Linked DNA regions of Homo sapiens: region 2 is linked to region 1. The links are chromatin loops, found by intact Hi-C in ENCODE. Cell type or tissue: OCI-LY7. All regions are shown on one strand. Each heading gives the region's core, and the rest is flanking DNA. Links, peaks and the distances in the headings are about the cores only. Region 1 overlaps TSHZ2 (teashirt zinc finger homeobox 2). Region 2 overlaps TSHZ2 (teashirt zinc finger homeobox 2).

The links. Hi-C counts contacts between places; a loop is a spot of excess contacts. Peaks named below come from ENCODE experiments on the same cell type or tissue, not always from the same donor. Only the 100,000 strongest peaks of a DNase experiment are listed, where the experiment ranks them.
Region 2: it touches region 1 in a loop (8-fold over the local background); 2 of 110 quality-filtered maps call a loop at or near these places.

Annotation. Positions count from the first base shown.
Region 1 is chr20:52,999,855-53,004,248 of GRCh38, forward strand. The region is part of intron 1 of TSHZ2 (teashirt zinc finger homeobox 2); the gene reads left to right. Among named protein-coding and RNA genes, the nearest start is that of TSHZ2, 30 kb to the left of the region's middle. In OCI-LY7, for the core only: no CTCF peak of the experiment used is centred there; DNase peaks (open chromatin) are centred at 1,407, 1,787, 2,117 and 2,367; H3K4me3 peaks cover 3,506 bases; H3K27ac peaks cover 4,000 bases.
Region 2 is chr20:53,214,648-53,219,041 of GRCh38, forward strand. All of the region lies in intron 1 of TSHZ2 (teashirt zinc finger homeobox 2), which reads left to right. Among named protein-coding and RNA genes, the nearest start is that of TSHZ2, 240 kb to the left of the region's middle. In OCI-LY7, for the core only: a CTCF peak has its summit at 2,638 (motif pointing left); a DNase peak (open chromatin) is centred at 2,594; H3K4me3 peaks cover 293 bases.

The DNA of each region.
Region 1 (4,394 bases), core at 223-4,222:
ATAACACCATCTAGCTTTCACTGAGTGCCTACTGTGTGCCAAGCCACATACTCAGTGGTTAACCAACCCCACTAAGAGAGAAGAAGATGGTGACGATGATGATGGTAATGAAAACAACAGCTAATATTTATTGAGTAATGTTGTTTGTGCCTGGTGTTATGCTAAACACTTATGATGTCCAAATAGTTCATCTTCGCAGACGTCCAATGAGTCTTTTTCTGTCTCACTCACCATTATAGACATTTCAGAGAAGGTTCAAGTAAGTATCAGATATATGTTTCAAGCAGGGGTTGACAAACTGTGACCTGTGAGCTAAACGCCACCTGTTTTTGTATGACCTATGGGTTAGAATGGTTTTTACATTTTTTAATGATTGGGAGGAAATGTGAAAATTAGTTTTCTTAGGTTATATAAGTACCTATATAATATCTTAAATTTTGTCTCTTGGCCTGCAAAGCTCAAATTTACTATTTGGTCCTTTATTGGAAAAGTTTGCTGGCTTCTGCCCTAGTGTATTTTTTTCCAACTTGTTGTATGTGTAGGACAGTCATATGAGTGATTGTTTTAGGTGGTAGAAGCATGAATTTTTAAAATAATTATGGTTTCATTTGCTGTGTAATAGAAGGGGAAAGTAAAACTAATATATTAAAACTGATTTCATGGATGTTACTGCTCAATCCAATGTAAAGAAAAAAATGAATCTTTTTGAAATCAATTTTTAAAAAATAATAATACAGGCAGTATGGAGATAAAACAGAAATCATGCAAGTTATAGAAATGGGATAAACACTGTTATAGGATCAGAAAGTGGGATGAATAGGGAAAAGTCAAAATAATGGAAACAATTTCACCTGGATGAGAAAGATAGGAGATGAGATGACGGAAGCTTTTTGCATTTTTAATATTCTGTGATTCTCAGTTTCTTAGAACCCTTGTTTTTCAGGACTTTTTGATCTCTTGAGGTCTCTTCCAGCGCTCTGATTCCATGAAAAGTTTCCTCGGGAGATACTGACACAAGCTGGGGGATGTCCAGGGTTCGTTATAGCTCAAGGCACAGTCTTCCTGTGTTTTTCCTTCTGCTGACTTAGAAAGACAGATGAGCAAACCTCAGATGGATTCAGAGGTTTGGTGGGGAAATCTGAGAGGCTCTCTAGTTCAGCCAGGAGTGGAAGAGGGGGACAGCCATCTGATAATGACTGTTGCTATTTTAAGACACAGATAGCAGAGATGAGGAGTAGCGTGATGAAAACTCACATTAAAACAACCAAGAGAGGCACAACAGGAACTCTATGAACCCCAGAGAGACCCGGTCTGGGTTTACAATGACAATGTTGTGTGTGCGTTCATGTGCGTGTGTGTGTGTGTGTGTGTGTGTGTGTGTGTGTGTGTGTGTGTGTGTGTTTGGGAGGGGGTGCTGATATTTTTTTAAATGCAGATGGTTTTGTTCTCTGTAGTTGAAGCTTCAGTTCAGCAGCTCTGAGACAAACAGGAAAGCCTGTGTTATTCTCTACAGGAACACATCAAAGGTAGTTTCTGGCAACAGTCAAAATGTATATCAAGGAAGGAGAAAGGATTCATGACCTGTTTGAACAACTAGTGTTAAAAACACATTCGAGAAGAAATAATGCTAGGTAGAGGATGAAAGGAAAATAGGAGAAAGGAAGACCCCTTGCTTCACTCAGACCTAAAGATGATTGTTTCTCACCATTGCTAGCTTTTTCAAGAATAAGGAAGCGAAAAAATCACCTGTCTCATTTATCATCTGACAGGGGAGCTAAACTCTGCTGGATGAAACTTTTTCTTTTGCCCCAGACTAAATAAAGCCCCACCTCGTCTTCTGTTTCATTTTGAAAGAAAAGAGGTAAAACATGCACAACTAAAACACTTGTTTAAAAGTGTGTGACATTTCAGGAAGGTTTAACGTTACGTATGTCTTCCCTATTGAGTTTCATAAACAGAGTATCATTGTTTGATAGTGGCATAGCTGTGGTTTTGAGAAGGCTTGTCTAGAACGGAGTTCCTGAGCTGCTTGGATGATATTTCACTGCTTTGATGGAGAACGGACTAAAGAACATCATTGTGACCTTTTTATCAAGGCTTAAAGGAAGTATAAAAAGAAAACGGAAGTTGTCAACACTCACCAGGCTCTATTGTGAGGCACACAACCAACCCAGGGAGGAAAATCTAAGGTTGCTTTTGTCACCTTAACTCACATCACTTCATTGTAGTACAAGTGAGAGCCGGAACTTATTGGACACTTACTCTGTGCCACACAGGCTTTGGGTGAATTTTTGCATTTTAATTCTCACCCCAGTAAAGAGACATAATGGTATCCATGTTAGAAATGACAAAGAGGCACACAGTGAAGTCAGGTGACTCGGCCAAGCTTCTGCAGCTGCTTAGAGGCCAGGCTGATCTACCTAGCCAGGGGTACCTGACTTCCAAGCCCGTGCTGTCGACCCTTCTGGTTTAACTCTGAGTAAATTTCATACTTTGTGGAGCGTCCATCAGCCAATCACAATCTAAAAATAATACAAAATGAAAGAAACTGTCATACATTATCTTTTTTTCATCTTCCTAACAAATAAGCTGGCATGATTATTCTTTCCATTACCCTGAAAAATAAACCAAGGCTCAAGGAGAGGTCATGGTCTGCCCCAAACCACAGCCTCCATTCTCTGGCTTGAAATCTTATGCTTTTACCCACCTTTTGATGTTACCTCTTAAGTGATGTTGCCAGAATTAGCAATAAAATAAATTTATAAAAAAGAAAATAAATATTTTTATTTATAAAAAATAAATTTATAAAAAAGAACAGGATGCACAGTTAAATTTGAATTTCAGATAATATAAAAGAATGTTTAGTATAAGGATGTCCAGTACAGTATTTGGGACCTACGGGCAAGCTTTAAAGAACATAAGTTTTATCACATTCTCCAGGTACGACGTGTGTATTAATAAATCAATAGAAGTTTATCTGTGAGCAGTTATCTCAGTTTTTTAATTCCTAAGTCTTCATGTTCTGAAGAAATGGCCATCACCTTGCATTCCCAGGGCCTATTGATTATGAGGCTTCATAAACCTTAGGACTTGAGAGAACAGCTGGGATTCCTTCCCAGTTGCTAACCAATGACTTCATAATGTAATGGACAGCTCTAAATTGTGCTTCTACGTTGTAGACATAATAAGAGACACACTAAAGGACAAATACATTATCTAATAAAGCTGCCTCGAGCTTAAGAGATAACAAAATGTCAAAACTAAATTCTTTTTCTAAGCACTTCCAGTATGAAATTTAGTTCACCGTCCAGGTACTGTCCTTCATTGTGGGGAGAAACATCCTGCCTGTCTACCTGGGGTTCTATTTTATTTCATCAGCCTCCTGTTTTTCTCCAGGGATGGTGTGTGTGTGTGTGTGTGTGTGTGTGTGTGTGTGTGTGTGAAATTTTTTCCTAAATATTAAGTCAGTGCACCTTCCTCGCAAGCGCTGGACAGCTCAGGATCTTATTTTGGAAGCTCGAGGTATGAGCAGGCCTGAGAAAATTGTGGCCCTTCTTTTTACTCCTTCCCTCTGTGAACTTTTGAGAAGATTCCTTAGTGATCGGCTTACACGCTTTCAAACTGGCACGCCTGTAATCTGGTAAAATGTGTCAGCCCTATGGAGAAATAAGCCTTCCAGAAGAGTTTCTTCATTGTTGAGGTAATTGTCTCCTCTCTGACAGGCACATTCATCAGTGGCTTAATGGTCAATCACTAGTTGGCAGGCAGAGTGTTTTCATTCTTCCCTATCCACTACATTAGGCATACTTAATCAAAATGTCTCCGGGTAATGGCTGTGAAGAGTTCATGACTGACTGATCCGTTGTCTGTGCTGATAGAAAATTAACAGCTCAGTGCTGGAAAGATGCGAGCCCACAGATAAACAAATTGTACATTAATATTTCATCTTGGGGACCTGGGATGTGCTGTCCATAGCAAAATATTTCCTGGCTGCACAAGCAATTCTTTCTTTCCTTCTCTTTCCTTCTTTTTTTTCTTTTTCTTTTTTTTTTTAATTATTTCTTTCCGTAAGCTGTGCACACTCATACCACATGGACAGTATGCATCCTGTTCTAGAAGCTTCAGTGTCTGTGGAAAGTTCAGGGGAGTTCATATTCGATGCCCTGTTTTCATCACTGCCAAATGAAAGCAGGCGAAACCCTATAGAGGAGTTGTTTTGTTCTTTCTTTTTCTAGTATAATATCTGTGGGCTGACTGTTGCCTGAGCATGGAACACGCACCCACTCCCCCCCTCCAATTAAATACCTGCCCCAACTTTAAACATATTTCATACAGAATATTTAAGGGTTTCTGGATGAAATACAAATTTCATCCAGAAATACAAATTTCATCCA
Region 2 (4,394 bases), core at 313-4,312, 210 kb after region 1:
GGCCGAGGTGACCAGAGATCATGCCACTGCATTGCACTCCAACCTGGGTGACAGAGCAAGACTGTCTCAAAATGAAAAGAAGAAGAAGACAATGTGAGCAGAGAAAGGAATGAAGCAGAAGGAAGGGAGGGTGTGTAGAGTGTCCAGTGCCTGCCTGTGCTTAGTAAGCACTCAATCAATAAACACTATTATTATTATAATTAATCTAAGAAGGAGCCCGTAAACCTGAGAGGAGAGTGTCATTGCAATGAGCTTGATTGAAGCAAGATTTGTGAAGGATGTGGCATTTAAAAGGTTGAGATAAGAGTTCATGGGGAGATGAGGGAAGGGCCATCTGAGGGAAAAGGAAGGATAAAAAATCCAATGGACACTGAGATCGGGCACACCAGTGGGCGGGACCCATAGGCTAATGTCCTCCTGCAGAAATGCAGTTTGGGTTTGTTTTTGCAGGGAGGTTGTTTGTTTGAGTTTTTTTTAAAGATTATCTCATCAAAACCTGAATTTCAGGCTACTGTGAGAAAAAGTAGAAAATCTAACAGCACTGAGCCCACTTTTCCACGTGGCAAACACTGGTCTAAGTCCTTACAGCCCTGCCACATCATCCCAAGATCACAACACCACTTCCCGGGATTCCAGTATATTGCGGTGGTTTTTAAGAGCAAAATAGCAGCATTTTGAGAGCTGCCTGTCATATGAAAAGCGTTCTCACCACACCCTTCCACTGTCTAACCATGCCACAGTATCTTGTTTCTCTTTTGGTTCTCATTTCCTGGTATATGGGAGAGGTTGAGTGGCTTTTGCCAGACATTTGCTTTCTTTCCAGAGCTCCTTCAGCTATGGTCTACAGTCAGAGTTCCATCATGGAGGCATCCTAGATTTTTTTTTTGCCTTTGGGAGGGGAGAAGTGAGGAAGAGACTATATTAAAAATGTAAGAAAGGCTGGGCACGGTGGCTCACACATGTAATCCCACCACTTTGAGAGGCCAAGGCAGGTGGATCACCTGAGGTCGGGAGTTCGAGACCAGCCTGACCAACATGGAGAGAAACCCCATCTCTACTAAAAATACAAAATTAGCCGGGCATGGTGGCACATGCCTGTAATTCCAGCTACTCAGGAGGCTGAGGCAGGAGCATAGCTTGAACTCAGGAAGCGGAGGTTGTGGTGAGCCGAGGTCGCGCCATTGCACTCCAGCCTGGGCAACAGGAGCAAAACTCCGTCTCAAAAAAAAAAAAAAAAAATTTAAAAAATGGTTTCATAGGGATGGGAAAAGAGGGGTCCCAGGCCTAATTCCCAGTCTTTCTCCTAGGGTTGAGCTCCTGCCCTTTTTCCCCTAAGGCCAAACACCTGTCTCTGATGTCTGATTCCTCTTCTCCCAGAATTCTTCATTTTGGCCAAGACCTTCTTCCCCAGTCAAATTCCCAGAGACTCATATCTGGAGGACAGAAAGGCACGACCTTAGCTCTTCCTCAGAATGAGGAATAGAAAACAGTGGGGGGCCAGCTCACTTTTTAATAAGACACTAGTATTTCAGCATTCTATGAAGTCAACACCCAAGGAATGTCCCTGTCATCTGTTCTCACCTTGCAATTGCTGGTCCTGTTGTCTTCCCCAGCCCTCTCCACACCTCACTTCACCAGCCAAGCCATTGTTGGCTCCTAAGCATTTCAGTTCCTGATGGAGGAGTAAGACAGGTAGTCAGGTAAAGCTGGAGTGAGGACAAATGGGACTGGGGTGGCGGAATCCCTGGCAGAAAGTCAAGGACGTGAACATACAAGGAAAAATAGGCCACAGCCAGAGCACTGAAGGCCACAAATGTGAACCCCTAGCTAGGATATGTCATTTTATGCCAGGCAAAATCAGGACAACAAAGGGTTCTCAAGCATAGGTGCGACCCAACCAACCCTTCACCAGCCAGGAACATTTTCTGGTGTTAATGCCATCTTAGAAAATGCTGTGAAAAGCTCCTTGCACTGAGCTAGTTTCTCATCCCCTGATGTTTACACCTCTCAAAGGTGCATGGAGCCCCACAATGTGTCACTCTCTGATTTGTCACCTGGAGAACACAGCGCAGACATGTTTGGCTGCTTTAATATTTCTCTATAAATCAATCCTCTTTCCCCTTAATCATGTGGGTTGTTCTTCTCTGAACTTGCTCCAATTTGTCTACATCTTGCTGGGACTGAGTTGTCTAAAAGTGAACACACCCTTCAAATGCGGGAACTCTCCCTGCAGCCCCTGGCAGCTCCTGGCGACTCACTTCACCGCCCGGAGAATTCCGTGCAGGGCTCCAGCGGTGAGCAGAGTTGGAAACGGCCCATCCCCAGTTTCCAAAGAGGCCGTGTCTTTCTGTTCCTGAGCGGGCCCGTTTGTTATTTTTAGTGTCTGATTGTCAGGCTGCGGCATTAGAAAGTCTGTGGTCGCATTACATATTCCAGAAAGTCACATTGCTGGTGATGTGCGGCTGTATCGATGGATGAGTAATTGCTCGCTGTCAGGCCCACCCGGTGAAGCTGTGTCCTCCCAAGTTGTGAAAGGGGGATAGTGCGAGAGCCGCACCTGCCGCGGCCCCACCTGTCTGCGCTTGGCCGATGCCAGCACCTGCAGCCTTTCGTACCAGCGCCCTCTGCTGGTCGGACGCCCCACTTCTGGGCGCTCAGGGAGCAGAAGGGGCCTGGCCTCACCCGACAGCCCCCTGGCTCTAGGCAAGTGAGATATTATTATTCCCATTTTAAAGACCAGATAACTGAGCCCCAAAGAAGCGAATATGTGGCTCACAAGCAGAAAGGGATAACAGATGGAAGAACAACAATAATCAGAACAGCAACGCCAGTGAACCGTTGCACATCACTTAATTTGCCAGGGGCTGCAAACCCACAGACAAATAATGGCAGAAAGTGCAGAGAGCCAGGCGCAATATAAGGAGTGGATGGGGACCATGGCAGATCCCTGGTGCTCAGTCTAGAGGAGGCAAAAGCGGTAAAGCTCTGCCACGCAACCACACAGGGCCAGTAACGTCAGAACTTCTCAGAAGGCATCTATCCTTAAGTGTGAAATTTCTCTGATTTTGAAACAATTCATGGGCCAAACAAAATATGGCTAAGGGCTACATTTGATCCACTGCCCCTGCTTGTAACCCCTGGTTTACACAGAGTTATCTGACTTACTATCTCATTTAAGTTTCACATAATCCTGTGATATCATTACTGGTTTTATCCTCACCTTTGCAAACAAAAAAACTAAGGTTGAAGGAAGTTATGCAAATCTAATTTATGTTAGAAAGGAGAGTCAGACCTAGGCTTTCACATCCCAAAGCATAGATTCTCCTCCCTGAACAATACAGACAAGTATTTTACTTTGGGAGAAAGGAGACTGGCTAGCCCAACACCCTCCTTTTTAAGAGTGAGAAAGCCGAGGCTCCTTTGAAGGAGCCGCAAATGGCAGGCTGCACTTTACAAACAGTCTCAAGTCTGGTTCTTTCAAGTCATGATGTTGTCCTTTATTCTGCACTAAATTTGTTTTCTAAAGACTACGCCTATAGGCTGAGGGCCTCTCACCTGTGATTAGAACATTTGCTTTGAGTAGCTTTCAAGGAACAGAGCTGTGTGTGTGCTGCACCAACCACATGGTCTCAGCTGGCACCTATTATAATTCAAATTGAGAGATGGGAAACATTGAGATGCATTAAGCAAGATCAAACTTTACAACAGTTGGCACAGGGGCAAATGAATTCGGCTTGCCGACTTATTTGTTCGGCCCACACAAACCACTAAATAAATAGATAATCGTAATAATAATGTACACAGCATTGCCAAAATTTGTCAATCAGGTGATTTCGCATAAAAATTCAATTTCTCATATTCTTTTGCAAAATCCAAACATCTACCGCATTGGTTCTATATTCGCAGATGACGAGATTAGCTGGAGCTATGTTGTTGCCACCTCTTTCCAGCAGGGCATTCACTCAGCAACTCTCCCCAATACCTACCTCTTTCTATTGTCTCCCTGAGGCCAAACATCACTAGCCATTTATCATTGTGTTTGGGTCTTTCTTTTCATAAAGAAAATGAGTTGTCTCCTATAGTAATGTCTCTCAAAAGTGAGAAAACAGACTGAGAATTCGAGAAAAATAAGAGAGAGCATCTTTCTTTACAGTGATGAAGATATTCTAAAATATTCATATTTATTGAACAATTTAGTGTTACTTTCCTTGTCTCTGGTCAGCACCTGAGTTTTCTACACCATTTTGGAGACTTTCTAATACAGTCTAGTATCTGTTAGTCTAGTAATATGAACTACCTAATACAGACTTAATCAGTGCAGTTTAATGAATCAGCTGATTCAAAACAAGATTGGGCAAAATGAGAACCACAGCTTGCTAAGCCCCCAGCTGCAC